2 separate regions of the Homo sapiens genome follow, and region 1 is linked to region 2. The links are chromatin loops, found by intact Hi-C in ENCODE. Cell type or tissue: GM12878. All regions are shown on one strand.

Evidence for each region. Peaks named below come from ENCODE experiments on the same cell type or tissue, not always from the same donor. Only the 100,000 strongest peaks of a DNase experiment are listed, where the experiment ranks them.
Region 1: it touches region 2 in a loop (2.8-fold over the local background); 5 of 110 quality-filtered maps call a loop at or near these places.

The regions. Positions count from the first base shown.
Region 1 is chr10:45,304,675-45,312,674 of GRCh38, forward strand. It overlaps OR13A1 (olfactory receptor family 13 subfamily A member 1), which reads right to left. Exons shown (of 4, transcript NM_001004297.3): 2 at 3,065-3,134; 3 at 2,752-2,893. Among named protein-coding and RNA genes, the nearest start is that of OR13A1, 6.9 kb to the right of the region's middle. In GM12878, a CTCF peak has its summit at 4,276; a DNase peak (open chromatin) is centred at 4,277.
Region 2 is chr10:45,461,426-45,469,425 of GRCh38, forward strand. It overlaps MARCHF8 (membrane associated ring-CH-type finger 8), which reads right to left. Exons shown (of 8, transcript NM_001282866.2): 4 at 2,814-2,902; 5 at 1,726-2,571. It overlaps LOC105378286 (a long non-coding RNA gene), which reads left to right and starts at 2,850. Exons shown (of 3, transcript XR_945919.1): 1 at 2,850-2,933. RefSeq lists an enhancer at 1,861-3,060. In GM12878, a CTCF peak has its summit at 3,738 (motif pointing right); DNase peaks (open chromatin) are centred at 1,072 and 3,766; H3K4me3 peaks cover 4,202 bases; H3K27ac peaks cover 4,974 bases.

The DNA.
Region 1 (8,000 bases), 160 kb before region 2:
TTCATCATCCATGATCTGGCAAAGTTAGAAAAGCATGATATTAACTAGCATTAGAATGGCTGCAAAGATGCAGGCCTTTTAAAATATGTATTCCATTTGAGCCGGAACTTCCTCTTCCAGAAATGTATCCTAAGGAATAATAAAAAGCATCCTGAAGGTGTCAGAGCAGCACTATTTATAATAGTGGAAATTTAAAACAATCTATACCCTTAAACGTGAGTATATTATGGTAAATTGATATAAATGCTGTCTAATTATCAAAGTAATGCTTTGGAAGTGTTTTACTGATGCTTTTAAAAGGAGAATGACACTTTGGGAGGCCGAGGCAGGCAGATCACTTGAAGCCAGGAATTCAAGACCAGCCTGTCCAAAATGGTGAAACCCCATTCTCTACTAAAAATACAAAAATTAACCTGACACGGTGGTGGTGGATGTCTGTAATCCCAGCTACTTGGAAGGCTGAGGCAGGAGAATCGCTTGAACCTGGGAGGCAAGGTTTCGGTGAGCTGAGACCACGATGCTGCACTCTAGCCTGGGCGACAGAGTGAGACTGTCTCAAAAAAAATTGTTTTAATTTTAAAAAAAGGAAAGAATGAAAAAAAATTTAAAATAATGTGTACAATAGGATCTCATTTTTAAAAAAAAAATTAAAAAAGCAGATTTGTTTCCACTGATATTGAGGATAGTGAAAAATTTAAAATAAAAATAAAATGTAAAAGCATGTTTGTATATGCACCTGTAGGAAAAACACTGGTGAGTGCTAGACCAGAGCTTGAACAGTGATTGTTTTCACTTTTTAAATTTTTGCTGGTCTGTATTTTCTACTTTTTCTATAAAATGACCTCTCTAAAAGGCAGATGTATCACACAGAATCCTCCTTACAACAGTTCTTCCATGGCTTCCCATTGCCAAAAGAATAAATGCTCCCAGCAACTTTTCCTGGATCCACCTCCTCTCCAGCCTTTCTTCCCACTCATCTTAAAGCCAGAACTCCAGCCATGCCCTGCACTCACAGACTGGCTGATGCACCAAGCCATTCCAGGATTTCTTGGTTTTGTTCTTCCCACTCCCTGAGCCAGGAATGCCCTTTTTCTCATGAACCAGGGACATAATCAGCCCCCTCTTTCTGAGCATCCCTTCCCTGGGGAGAAAGTACCACTCTTTCCTTTGTGTTTCCTCTGATACTGACTTCTATCCTAGTACACAATACACGTCACTCCTTGATCAGGTTACTGGACTGTGCCCTAAAAGATTAACACATATGCCCGTTTATCTCTGGACATCCCTTCTTGGCACCCAGCCCCCTGCCTAGCAGGCAGTGTGTAGACACTCAAATATGTGTGTTTAAATAATGCTAAAGAATAGGCTAGTATGAATAACAGCAGAATGACTTATATTCTTAAGTTACTGCACATTCTGTACAGCTCAAGATAAAATCAGCATAGTGCACATTTGGTTTTTCCCTTTCAACTCTTTATTCATTAAAAGTTAAGGAAGAGGCTGGGCGTGGTGACTCACGCCTGTAATCCCAGCACTTTGGGAGGCCGTGGAGGGTGGATCAGAAGGTCAGGAGATCGAGACCTTCCTGGCTAACACGGTGAAACCCCGTCTCTACTAAAAATACAAAAATTAGCCGGGCGTGGTGGCGGGCGCCTGTAGTCCTAGCTACTCTGGAGGCTGAGGCAGGAGAATGGCGTGAACCCGGGAGGCGGAGCTTGCAGTGAGCCGAGATCGCGCCACTGCACTCCAGCCTGGGTGACAGAGCGAGACTCCGTCTCAAAAAAAAAAAAAAAAGTTAACGAAGATATTCATTTTAAAAATGAACATTTGGAAGATGTTTGTTTTAAAAATGAACATTTGGAAGATGTCCATTTTAAATATGTTCATTTTAATTATGTTTTTGTCAAGATTCAAGAAATGTATTTACCACTAAAATATTAAAAGGTTTACACAAAATGACCAAACATCATCTCCAGCTCAGGTCATATCACCTTTTAATAAGGTAAAAACTGTTTTTTGAATAGGCAAGCATAAAATCCCTATGACTCAGAGCAATAAGGCTATATTAGCGTGGGGTATGATCAGAATCAATGGAAATGATGGTGTTCCATCTGTGTATCTTCCCAGCAACAAGGTGTCAGAACAGCTCAATAACTTGAGTGGAAGTAATAAATACAATATGCTTTAGCTGATTTCATTATTGTTTGGGACAAAAAGAGTGAATAATTACTTTCGCTGAGTTTGAGTTGTGGATCTGAAGAAATAACTGTAACTTTATTTGCTCTTATGATGGCCCAGTGAGTGACTCCTCTTTAACTCCAGGGACAGAATTGGATTTTCTCCATCAATGTCCCAGTGTGAGGTTTCTGCACTTCCGACTCATGTCCTCCTCCCTAGAATTCTAGCCACCAGATTTCTCCAGCCATCATGAAATCATGGTGCACTCCACAGTGCATATTACAAACGCACCAGAGTCAGCACAGCTGCAGCTGTACCTGGGAGATGGAAAACGCATCCATCACTGAACACCTACCAAGCAGCAGTGTGCAGAGTCTGTCACGCATCCTTCCTGGAGCAAGAAAACCTATTACGAAGGAAACCTTAAACACAATCTCTCTCTTAGCTCCACAATGAGATTAGAAAAACAATAGCTCTGCAATACAAATGGATGTTTTGAACAGGTGCTGAGCACAAGGAAATTTCCACAAATGTATTCACATTCAAGGAGCAAATTAGCCCTCAGGTAATTACCCACTTATTGTGATTGGGTGGGGACAGGAGGACAGTCTTCTCAATCAACTGGTCAATAATGAGATCAAAGAATCGGGGCTCCAATCCTCTTTCCATGAGAATGACCACAAGATTTCTTTACAGCCTCAGCCAGTCATTTCTTCTGAAAAATAACAAAGACCTTGCTCCCTTGAGTTTCATAGGGCATTTGCTTCAATTCTCAGCCAGCATTACAAGAGTATTACTAAGGGTATGAGGCAAAATAACACAATTTCAGGTAATAAATGGCAAGTTTAAACACATACTGCATTCAGACAACACGATGACATCTCACCAGCAGGCCAACAGGATATTCGAACAGCGGTTATTTTCCACATTTATCAAACCCTTGGGCACTCAAGCTTCTGAAGGGGGAAAAAAGGCATCTTGGATTACATTTATCACTTTAAAGAAATAACAATAATAGTCCTCAAAATCTCTGAAATTAAAAAGGTAATTTCATTGAGTATTTTCTAAAGACAAATTATATTTTACATAAAATACAATTTACTTGTAGTGAGATTATATCTTTGTTCCAATTTATTGTTCATAGTTTCATAAACAGAAAATTTAAAAGATTTAATTAATAATGGAGAACTTGACTCATTTCATTATTTTTATCTCTAAAGCTGTTCAATGATTTTCACAGACACCATATTAATCTAATGTCCTTTTATTGTATATGAAGGTAGGCATTTCTATTGTAGACATGCTTCAAGAACAGAAAACTAAAAATCAGAACATGCCAGAATCGCATATGTTCAGGGTCAAATCTGAAAGACATTTTGAAGATAACTTTGTCCAACCTATTGATTTGGAAAGTCATAAATGTATCTAAATAACTTACCCTGGTCACACAGAGTATTAGTGACACAGCTAGTATCTAGGCTCAAGGCTGTGGGACTACAGTCCAGAATTCATTGCTGTGTAATTTGTTGGTTGCCTCCATAAATCCAGCCCCATCAAATGTCAAAGAAAAGCCATGAAAAAGAAAAATCAACCAATAATTTATACAAACGTATTTAAGGCTGGGGTGTGGAATGTAAACCCTAAACTCTCAGCCACATTTGGCATCCCACTTACCCTGTTGTTTTGTTACTGATCAAATGGTAATAACACATATTCAAATGTTACTGACTCTGGATCAACTCAACAAAAACCATTAAGTCTTTTATATAAGCAAATTAAGCAGACAGAGTTATGAGTAGAACTTTTCCCATTTTTTAAATGTCACTCAATCACCATCCTCAGAACAATCATAATTACCTTAAAAAAAATGATTTCACCTTTGTAGAGTGAACAGACTTTATGTATAGCTGTCCTCTCTCTGCCAAGCACAACTGAGGGTAGAAACATGGTGACATTGAGGCAGTGTGCAACCTGTGATAAGATCAGTCTGAACAGGACTGTTCAGGACTGAACAAGGTTTCCTTCCCATATTTAAGATGGCCTTGCCAAGAATTTGTGACTTATCTTTAGCAACATTTGTCACTGCCTGTGGGAGACACTAGGGAGAGCTGTTCACAACTATTACTCTAAGTGGACCCTGAAGGAGCAATTAAATTAAGTGCTTCTTTACTGGGGACTTGCCTGTCATTGGGGTTCACAGAAAGGCCAATTCAGATTTCTAATCCAAATGTGTAGAAAAGGGTGTGGGCCCAAGTGGGGGAGGAGGGACAGCAGGACACATTCTCTGTCCCAGCTCACAGAATCTGGGTCAGGGCAGACCCAGGCTCAGGTGCTCAGAACGTGTCCACACCTGGGGACTGGAGAAAGACTGTCAGGCAGGCAAGTAGCATTTCTGGACTGCTATCCATGGAAGGCGAGGCATGGAGCAAATGTTTCCATGCTTCTCTGTATAAACCACTCTTTCTAACAGAGCTGGCCTCTCCCTGTCCCTCATAAACAGCTTGGATCTTATTTATCCCTGCTTGATCTCATTTCATCCAAATCCCACCCAGATCTAACTCTATCTCCCCTACCAAACCTTCCCTGACTCCCTGGAAGGAAAGGACCACTCTGTCTGCTGAGTCTCTGTCCCATTCAGGGGTTCTCCACCAGGCTCTGGAGGCAATAACATGGGCTTCAGAGTCTTTCCAGACCTGGGGTAAAATCTCTGAAAGTTACTGGTCATGTGACTTTGGGTGACTGCGCTTAACCTCTCCAGGACTCATTTATAATAATGAAAAGCCTTATCGCCTTATCACAGTACCTAATACAGGAAAGGGGATTGGCAATATTTTATTTCCCTTCTCCCAATTCAGGATGTACGTAGATGTATGTTTTTTCTTCCATATTAGTTAGCAAGCAGAGAGCTGACTAAATATCGATGGGTTTACTATTAAAACGCACTTCAAACAGTTCTAATTTTACTAAGCAGCACTAAACTAAACAGTTCATTAATGGCTTTGAGACTTTACTCTGTTTCTTAAATAGCTGCAGAAACTTGTATAAGTCCGTAGTCTCTCTGAATCCCAATTTTTCAATATATAGAATGGGAATAATTATACCTACCTTCAGAATTTTTGCGGGGACTAAATAAGATGACGTACATGAATCCATTTTAGAAACCATGTTAGTTGTCATTATGAATGGGTCATCTATAGAAATAATTATTCCAAAAAATTCTGCCTTGGCAGTATTAAGCCCAAGCAGATTACCTTTATTTCAACAAAATAAAAGATCCATGAACAAGGAATTCCCTTCCTGTGATGTTAATAATATGCTACCATTCAGGAATAAATGTGTGTTAGGTTAAAAGCTAAACTGTTAACATGAAGAGACCTAAATATATAGTGGCTTCATTTTTTCTCTTTTGCTCAACAATCTGAAGATATACATAAGTTGTGGGGTAGCTTCCAGACTGATGGGGCAGTCTTGCTCCACTAAGTCATTAAAGGATTTAGGTTCCTCTCAAATCAATGATTCTTGATCTCCTACGTGATGATTCTCTTTACCATAAAAGTTGCCATAACCTCTACATTTTAGTTGTAAAAAGGGACAATATAGAAAGCTCAAATAATACAATTTATTTTAAGCAAGTGAGGCAGATATTGTGCACATAACTTCTGCTCATATTTTACAGGCAAAAGTTTAGTTACATTGCTTCACCTAGCTGCCAGGGAAGCTGGGAAATGTGGTCAAGCTGGAAAGATACATGTACAGGAAAAAGGGAGAATGGATTTTTGGAAAAAAACTAATAATTGCCACAAATATGCAAGAGAACTAGAGATAAGGAACTTAGGAATAAAAGACTGGAAGTAAGAATGAATTGTATATGTTACTCCCGAGAACTGAGATTCGAGGAAGAAAAAAAGGATGATTATATACTTACACAAGAAAGAGGGCGGAAGTGAAAAGAAGAGGGTGAAAGAGGTAAACAGGCAATGAACAGTATTAAAAGTTAAAAGAGAAAATCAAGGACATGAATTAAAGAGTTATAATATCCTTACAAGGTATCCAGAAAGAGTCAAAAGTGGTGGAACCCTGAAAAATTATGCAGAACCCCAAAAGTTCCCATTTGATGGAGAAAAATGCTTTGTAGAGTTGTGGAATGACTGACTGAAAGAGAGTAGGATCTGTGCTGCGAGATGACTTGCTGGCCAAGGAAATGCTTGGAAACTTGGAAAAACTTAGGGATCTGGAGAATGTCATGAGGAGTCCTGCCTGGGCAATACCACTGCTCAATTTTTCCAGGCCTATCCCCTAACCTCAGCAAGGACCAGCTATAAAACAATCCTTTTAAAACTTTTTAGTTATTTCTATCACCCAGCCATAGCCTTGGGTGCATTTCATATTTCTCAAGACATTCGCCTTCAACTTTCCCAACATATTATCTTGGGCTTGCATCTTACATGATTAAAAAGAGAAATACCATTGTATCAGAGCTCCTCAACTTAATTACTTCCCATCTCAATCTTTCTACATCTTTAACTTCAGTCTTGGTTGAGCTCCACCCTCTGTGCTTGTTCTTGAGAAACAAGCAAAAGAGCTAAGAAAGGCTTAGAGCAAACTGGTAAACATTGTTATTTTCTTTTAGGTATCCATATTGCGACAGGGTCTTGATATAATATCCATACTAGGTATAATTTGCATACCAGATATTCAAAGAAGTAGGAGAATATGGCCATAGTGAGAAAAATAAAATCAACTCAGAAATGACAAAAATAAGAGAACTAGTAGAGACATTAAAATAGTAGTGATACAAAGAGAGGAACAATAAACACTGGGGCCTACTTGAAGTTGGAGGGTAGGAGAAGGGAGAGGAACAGAAAAACAACTATTGGGTACTAGGCTTAGTACCTGAGTGATGAAATAATAAACAAACTCCTGTGACACGAGTTTACCTACATAACAAACCTGCACATGTACCTCTGAACCTAAGGTAAAAGTTGTAATAAAATAAAATAGTTGTCATAACTATATTTCATATGCTCAAGAAGCTAGAGAAAAGACTTAGCATATCAAATAGAGACAAAGAAGATATAAAAAGATGAACAATTTCTAGAGATGAAAACTACAATGTCTGAAATTAATAATACATTGGATGAGATTAACAGTGGATTAGACATTGCAAAAAAATTAGCAAATTAGGGAAAAGTATAATAAACCTGCCCAAATGAAATAGAAGTGGAAAAATAAACATAAGAACTGTAAGTGAGCTGTAAGACAACCTCAAATAGCCTAATATACATATAATTAGACCCCATAAGGGCATGAGAAATGGGAGAAGAACAGAAAAAAATTTGAATGAATAATGGCTACAATTTTTCTAAATGTAATGAAAAATATAAACCTACAGACTTAATAAGCTCAATGAACCCCAAGCACAATAAATATGAAGAAACTCACACCAAGCCACATGATCAAAATCAATAATAAAAATAAAATCTTAAAAACAGGCAGAGTAAAAAGGCACATTAAGTACAAAGACACAAAGATAAGAATTACAGCAGAGTTTCTATACAATCAGTACAAGCAAGAAGACAGTAGAGAAACACTAAACAGTACTGAAAGAAAAAAACTGTCAATGTAGAATTTTACACTCACTAAAAATACCTTCTGAAAATGAAGAAAAAACATTTCACAAATATAAAAGTTAAAGGAATTCATCATCAGAAGATATGAACAAAAAAAAAATGTTAAAGAAAACCCAGAGACTCACAGTGAGACACACTATAATCAAACTCTCAAAAGTCAAAGACAAAGAGACAATCTTGAAAGCAGCAAAA
Region 2 (8,000 bases):
AAACCTGTCATTCCAAGGACAGTCCCATGACAGGGAAGCTGACACTTCAGTGGCAGGTTAATCCCCCCAAAGGAAACTCAGAAACGAACATTACAGAAGTGACTATGGGCACAAAAACATACAAACACAAACGAAAACAATCACTACAAACTAAAAATGTCTAGCTTACCGCACCAACATGGAAAGTCTGGAGGGCATTTGGCAACAGAAAGGAAAAAACGATGTAAGAAATGACAAAGCTGTCATTTTTTGGTAAGAAATAAGAACTTCACTGAAAGATGAATTTAAAGCAACATGGAATCATTTTCCAGAACATAAGATGGTAAAATAATTAGAGGGAAAATTTCTATGTAAAACAAAACCTGCATTCCAACATCCAAAAATACCAGTGACCTTAAATGACGTTTGCTTTTTAGCTATAATCACTGACTTTACCTTCATACCCCACAACTACACATTTCTGTCGTCTCTCAGCAAGTAAACAAAGATGACAGTACCTCTCTCCTAGACCTAAAAAACTCACCATTACAAGATGCTGCAATTTCATCTCTTTTTCTTGGGACCACTAATAGCAATAAGTGAGAAATTAATTTGAAAGCACTCTCTATTTCCAAGGAAGTATGCAACAAGGTGTAGCTACTAGCCTGAAGGAACTTAACAGGCTTTTAAGAAACAGAGGGGTCTTTTCCAGCAGCTAGAGAACAGGTTGGGGCACTCGTCCTGGAAGGAGCCAGGCTCTCAGGCTGTTTTAGTGAGGGGATCTCTGATCCAAATGTTAGAAATGATGACAGCTGGCACTAAGGAGCGGAGACTGGAGAAAGGTCAGAATGAGGAGGGCACAAGAGTCATGACAAAAAGTGAATTATGGAGGCCAGACAAGGATGCTGCACAAGGGAAGATAAAGGGGGGAAACAGAGTTAGGATGGGACATAGGTGGCTACACCTCAGTTAAAAAGAAGGAAGGAAGGAGCTACTGGAGAACAGCCAGTCCCCACACACCTTTTGGGGGTAGGTAGGGAGCAAGGGTTAAAAAAGAGGCTGGGAGATGCAACAATGCTTAAAATCTGGACCATCAGGCTGGAAAACTGAAGATACTAGTTTCTTTCTTCCAGTTTCTTTATGCAAAGTCTACTTATTTTTAGTTTAGAAGAGTCAGCTTGGCCTTTAATATGTGTAGCTTCTTCCTCTTTTTTTTTTTGTTTTGTTTTGTTTTTTTTTAGACAGAGTTTCACTCTTGTTGCCCAGGCTGGAGTGCAATGGCGCAATCTTGGCTCACTGCAACCTCCGCCTCCCGGGTTCAAGCAATTCTCCTGCCTCAGCCTCCTGAGTAGCTGGGATTACAGGCGCCCGCCACCACGCCCGGCTAATTTTTGTATTTTTAGTAGAGACGGGGTTTCGCCACGTTGGCCAAGCTGGTCTCAAACTCCTGACCTCAGGTGATCCACCCGCCTCAGCCTCCCAAAGTGCTGGGATTACAGGCGTGAGCCACTGCGCCCAGCCAGCTTCTTCCTCTTTTATCATTTGTAAAACTATCTTGGGACTCACATCATAAAAATTAAGTTTTTCAAACGATATTGATACTCCATTCTTCTGGAGAAAACCATCAACCCACAACTGGTTACAACTTCCTATTACTTCATTTTCCTGAAACTTCACATACTAAAGCAAGAGGAGGTTCCTGATGCGAGCAGAGATGGCTAGAATGGCACTTCCTGGCAAACCAACCTGCAGACATCCCCTGACGTGGACACGGGAGATATGGGGGGTAATTTTTCAGAGAAGGGAGAAGGACAATCCAGGTCGCTGTCCTTTTCCGTGGAGCAGAGGGGCGCCCGCAGAACCCTACTCTTCAGTTTTGCAGATGTGCTGTCCTCAAAGACATCGTCGTCTCCCATCTCGTCAGAGCAGAAGCCCATACTCCCTGCCAGCCCGCTGGAGGACTTGGCAGTGTGCAGGCGAGCAGCGCAGCTCTCCAGCTCATGGAACCTGTGCAGGCTGCTGGCGCTCAAGCCGTGCGAGAGTGAGAACAGGTACTGGAGCAGTTGCCGGCTTCGGGACGTGGCCTCACCATCCGCCTTCTCTTCCAGCAGCAGGCCGGGCCTGCCCCCCTTGCCAGCTTCCACCTCTGAGGCAGTTGAGCGACCGGCAGAAAGGCATGAAACACAAGAATGTTTGGAATTGCCAAGAGGTTTGTGGTTCAGGGTTCTTTTTTCTTTATGATGAAACCTGTTAGTTCTGAGACACGTATCTTGAGGGAGTATTAATTTCCCTTCAGAACAAGTTCTTTCCACATAGGCAAAACTTTCTGAAGTATCCTGCGCCTTCTCACCCACATCATTGAGGGACCTTGAGAACTTTAGTGTTCTTCTGGCTTTGGTATTCTTAGCAGGCTTCAAGGCCTGGGCCCATTCTGAACCAAAGGAATTTCTCTTTGACGCCTGTAATGTGTCCTTACAGATAACTGTCACAGTGAGCCCTTGTGTCAGAGAACTCTGGCAGTGAGGAGCTTTCGAGACAACAGCAGACTGCACGGAACTGTGGTGACAACACTCAGAAAACACTGCACTGGAACTGCATGCAGAACAGTGGGATAAAAGCACAGAAAGTAAAAACAATTTTAAAAGAGAATAGACATCATAGTGAAGAAATGAGACTAGCATGGGTAACTTGGTGAGCAAACCACACATAAAACTCGCCAACTGTTTAGACCAAAGGCAGATTGATTAAGCAAATGGAAATTCAAGAACCTACAGACACTAATGCTTATTTCTGGCTGCACACTGATCATGGCAGCATCTGAAGCAGAGTGTTACCTGCAGATGTCCTGGCTGGATGGCGTGATAGAAGTGCGAGAGAAGGAGGACACCGGAGCCGGAGCTGATGCTGACGGAGGACTCCCAGCCTGCAATGACAGACCTGTGGTCAGTGTTCAGGTAAGAGCCAAGGGGATTGTGTGCACTGTCTCCTGAATGGTGACAGGGAGAAACCCTAGAAATGTCTGCTGCTTCCCGCTGCTCAACGAGTAACACATATTAGATCCTTCTAAGCCTTGGCAAAACAAATCAAATATCACTATTTTTTTCTTATCTGTGGATAAAAGTGTAAGAAATGTCTAAGGCTATGGAACACCACTACTAATCTCTTGCAGGTCCAGTGGCCGTTTATTTTCTAAGCATCTAAATTGAGTTAGTTCATATATAAGTCAAAAAACGAAGTACTAGAAGGTATCATACAAATGCCAAAGAAATATGAGGCTCCAGGCCTGCTGGCACTGGCTTCCCTAGCACTCTCTCCTAGTTCCCAAGATCAACAAGGCTGGTAGATTTAAGAGCTCTCTCCCACCTCACAACCTCATACATAGTGCCAGATGCTCCCTGAGTTCCACAAAACCTCACTGCCCTGCCACAGCTCTTCACACAAAAGGGAGTCCAGACCACGTCACCATGGGGGACACCAATCCATAGCTCAACCAGGGGCTGAGGTAGAGCACAGAATGCTCCCAACAGATCTAATCTTGAAACTGTAAATTAAGAAAAATAATCAAGAAAATTTAGATTTGAAAGAAAGTACAGCAAGAGGTCATGGGATAGAACAGAGTCTCTGGGGTGGTGAATAGTCAAACTTAGAGAAAAAAATCTAGGAAGGAGAGGAAGCACTGCAGTGAGGAGAGAAATGGACAGAGAGAAATAGGGACAGTGAGTGGCACTGAGCTGAGGATGCACCACCACCGCTAGAGGGCCCCAGACTCCCACGCCAGCCTCGGATTCCCCAGGCTCCACAGCCCCACAGACCTATGCGTATTCATAAAAAAGCATTCTTCCCTCCTTAAGACAGTAAGCCTGAGTAAGAATCTGCTCCATGCAACCCCAACAGCCCCAGGAAAACAGTGCCACGAGTCTGTTATCACCAGAAAGGCCATATCACCACCCACCTTCTGCAGGCCCACCTGCATGGCCCTTGGCCCTAACTCCTTGATACAAAGGAGCTCCACCCTGGCCCACCATTCCCTGGCTGAGGCCTAGTCCCCACTCTTTCTAAGTACCATCCCCAAGGGTGCACTCTCATCCTGGAACTCCACCTTTGGGACCCCCGACCCTTGGTCAACCACCAGAACAGATAAGGCCATTGCCTGGAAACTCCTCCTCCCCCTACCCCTCACAGCAAATGAAGCAGCCTGGAGAGAGCCAGGATGGCACTCGGATTAAGGCACCCATCGCATGGCTGCTCCCACTCCCAGTGCAGAGATTCAACAGCACTTTAATGCAAGTCCACCTGAAGAAACAAGATCCAAGAAGCTCTCATCAGCATGCTTCATGTGTACACTGAGATCACGCTGTGCCACTCCATGAGCACATCTTCGAATTCACCAAAGAATCTACATTTATTTTCTAACTGAATGTGCATATGGGCATGAGGTACACGGTCTTTAAAAGCATTAGAGGTCAAAGTTCTTAGGAATCTTAAGTTTACTTGGACACATGAAAATAGCATCCTTGAAATAACCCTCCCATCACTACCTTTGTCAATATTCTTCCTGAAACAAAATGAAAGACATCTAGGGATGCCTGTGGACACTATGCTGTGACATCCCTTGCATCTTCTAGGCCTGACTGCATAAGCCATTGTCCTTTTTCTCCAACTGCCTTAGACACTGTCCCCTCTCCAGCATCCTCCTCTCGGGGCACCCATCACTGGCTCCACCTGCCCCAGAGACAAGCACTCAAGGCCTTTTAGTACAATGGGCTTTACTGTTTATACCACAGGGGAGCAGATTGAGAGGGTATCCATGCTAAGGTCCCCAAACTCCTACAGTCCCCCTGTTCTCTGACATTTAGTCCTAACACTATTCTGGGACTGAAAGCCTTCCTGTACTTATTGCTCTCTTCTTTTATTTCTGAGGATGACCAGCTCTGTTCAACACACATAGGCAAGGCTAAAATGTGTCATGAAGACCAAAGCCTGATCACGGTGTATTGCAGAGAAGTAAGCGTCTTCATCACCTGTCCCCAGGTAGACTTTGAGGAAGAAATACCCAGCAATATCCACATGCTTGCCCCTCATTGCTATGAGGTCACTTCTTCCTCTGTGTTGCTGGGTCAAGCATACTCCCTGGAACTGATGAGGCATTGAAGGAAGCCCCCTTCCTTCAAGGGATGGCAGCAGAGGAAAGTACCTAGTCACCCTCCTCCCTTTTATCTTAGTAAGAGCATGGTCCTCTTGGAACCACGTGTACTTTCCTGTATTCTGAAGGGAAGGCAAACCCTGTTGGGAGGAGGTAAGGTCTTATCTGGAAAATCGTGCCCAATCAAGGTCAGTGTCCTGGGTCCGGGAGGCAGGTTTCTGATGGGAAATTAAAGTTCTGAACTCCAGTACTAAACTACAAGTAATCCAAGTCAAAAAGTGTACTCTGGGGTAACGATTCCATCCTTGCATGCCCATGATGAGGAGCAAGGCCTGAAGGTAGGAGGGCAGAGCCTCGTAACAAAACAAAGCCTGGATCAAGGAAGCAGCCACACCAGGCACACACACACGTCAGGACATGTGTTCACTTCCCTGTGTGGTTCCCCATGTGTGTGCACTTGTAGCAGATGTCAAGGCCAGCATGACAGTGACAGCGGACCCAAGGAGGAAGGGAGTTCTGGCAGGGCTGGGGAGATTCTGCCCTGCTCAGTTTTACTTAGGAAATAGGAAACAGCGTTGGCATCCTCTGCCTACATTTCTGCTCTCATTTCACCATTTCCAATCTTATGAAAACATTACAGGATACTCTCAGCAGGTATGTCCGATCCTCATCAAGCCTCCCAATGACAGAGAAAGAGTCTCTCTTCTTATTAGATCACAGAATTTAAAGAAAAATTTTAAAATCTACTTATTGTTATTTTACATAAATATAAACTTCAACAAATGCTAACTCTTCCAATAAAAGCAAGAAAACCAGTGAGATCTGTGGGGTCTTCACAGCTCCCAGAAGAGGCTCCTTCTGTCACGATCTAAAGGACAGCAAACATTTCAAAGGTCAGAACCAATCCATAGGCAGAATGGTCAAGAAAATAATTTTAAAGAGCTTTATTTGTTGCTGCTATAGACCTGAGAGAAATCTATCAACCAACAAAGACCTAAAAGACTGGCCTGATCAACAACAAAATGAAGCTGACAGCTTCAAATAATGGTTCCATGGTCAGATTCTGGAAGCCAGTGTAATCAAAGGCCAGCAATCCCCTCTTAGGAGCTCTGCAGGACAGAACCTTACTAGATGGGACAGGACCTCACTAGATGGGACAGGACCAGCCGTCCTGCTCTTTCTGAAAGCAGCAGGCAGTGTGGCACGTGTGAGCCGGGGGCAGTACTAGCTCCAGAGAACACCTACACTCTCCTCTCCATAGGATCAGACCACACACGACTCGACAATTACTAATAAAAGTGCAAATGTTCATCATGCAAAAATCCAAATGTGTCAAGAAAACTTAGGCCCTCTGTTCCTGAAGTTCTTTGCGGGTTGCCAAATGACAGACTCTCCAGTCATGAAAAGGAATATAAAGCAATCTCACTACAAAAAAAAAAATTCTTGTAAAAATCCTCCCTTCTTCAGATGTTGTAATTAATTATGCCAAAACAAACCTCTGGATTTCTATCCAAGCCTAAATCCCAGTTTATTTTATTTCTTAGAAATGATAAATACTTTTTGACAATTTGTTTTGCTACATCCAAGTCTTTTAGTGGCTGGCTTTGTTATCAAATTCACCATTTTAAATGATTTTAACAAGGTTGCCAAAGAACATACGGGGAAAAAAAACTTTTCCATATATCCTTGGCAGAAACTGGCATTCCCCTTTTCTCAGTTCCCTTCTGAGAGTGCCTGCTGTCGCTGGAGCAGCTATAGCAGTGTGTTTACCCAGTTGATAGTGCACACATCCTTCTCACTGCAGGACACCAGCGCACCTTCCTTGGCCTCTGGCGCCTTCTGCCAGGTTACTGCCCAGCCTCCTCTATTACCCACGCCCCTCATTTTCTGTGCAACCCCCAACTGGGCCTCCTTTTCACTCATCAGCTAAGCTACTTTTAAACATTTGGGTCTCAGGCCCCTAACAAAAGCAAATTTGCCCATCTGATTTATTTCAAAAGGGAGAGGGCCACAGGAATGATCTGTTTGAGTGAGCTTGTTTTTAGGCAAGGAGGAACGTGAAGACAGGCTGGATAAGGATGGTTAAGAGGCCAGAAGAGCTCATGTTTACAACTCATCACAAATTACAGTACTGCAAATCAATGACTTAACAGAAACAATGGGAAAAGATGCACAGATGGCTCTCAAAACATGAAAAGATGCTTCATTTCTCTCACAATGAGAAATACAAATTAAAACTACAATGAGATACCATTATCAGCCAAGAAAATTAATCAAATAATATGTGTTGGCGGAAGTGTTGGGAAGCAGGTATGCTTATACATTGCTGGTGGGAGAGCAAATGGTAAACCTCCACAGGATGACAACTGCCCTCAGGATGACAAAGGCACATATACTTTGTCTCAGCAATTCTTTTAGGAATTCATCCTCACACACCTGCGGGAAGAGGTTTGTACACTGCACTAGTTTGTGACAGCAAACGGCTGGAATCACCCTAAATGCCCATCACCTTGGAGCTGAGGCAACACTGTTCCATCTACAGAAAGAAATATCAGCAATCATTAAAAAAATGGGAAAAGTTCTCATTATGTCCAGTAATGAACACACAAAGTGAAACAAGCAGAGAGAGGCACCACTGCCATCTGTGCTGGTGCTGCACAGACTACTCAGGAGGGAGACCAGGGAACCTGGATGGAGGGACATGGACTTGTCACAGAGACCCACAAAACCATAATGCCACTTTACACTGAGCAACATTTCCCAAACAGAAATTCATTCTTAAAATAACAGGTGATTGATGATTTTAAAAAGTAAAACAAAACTGCAGAAGCACAACCAACTGCAACAACTTTCCGACTTTGGGATGACAGGTAAAGAA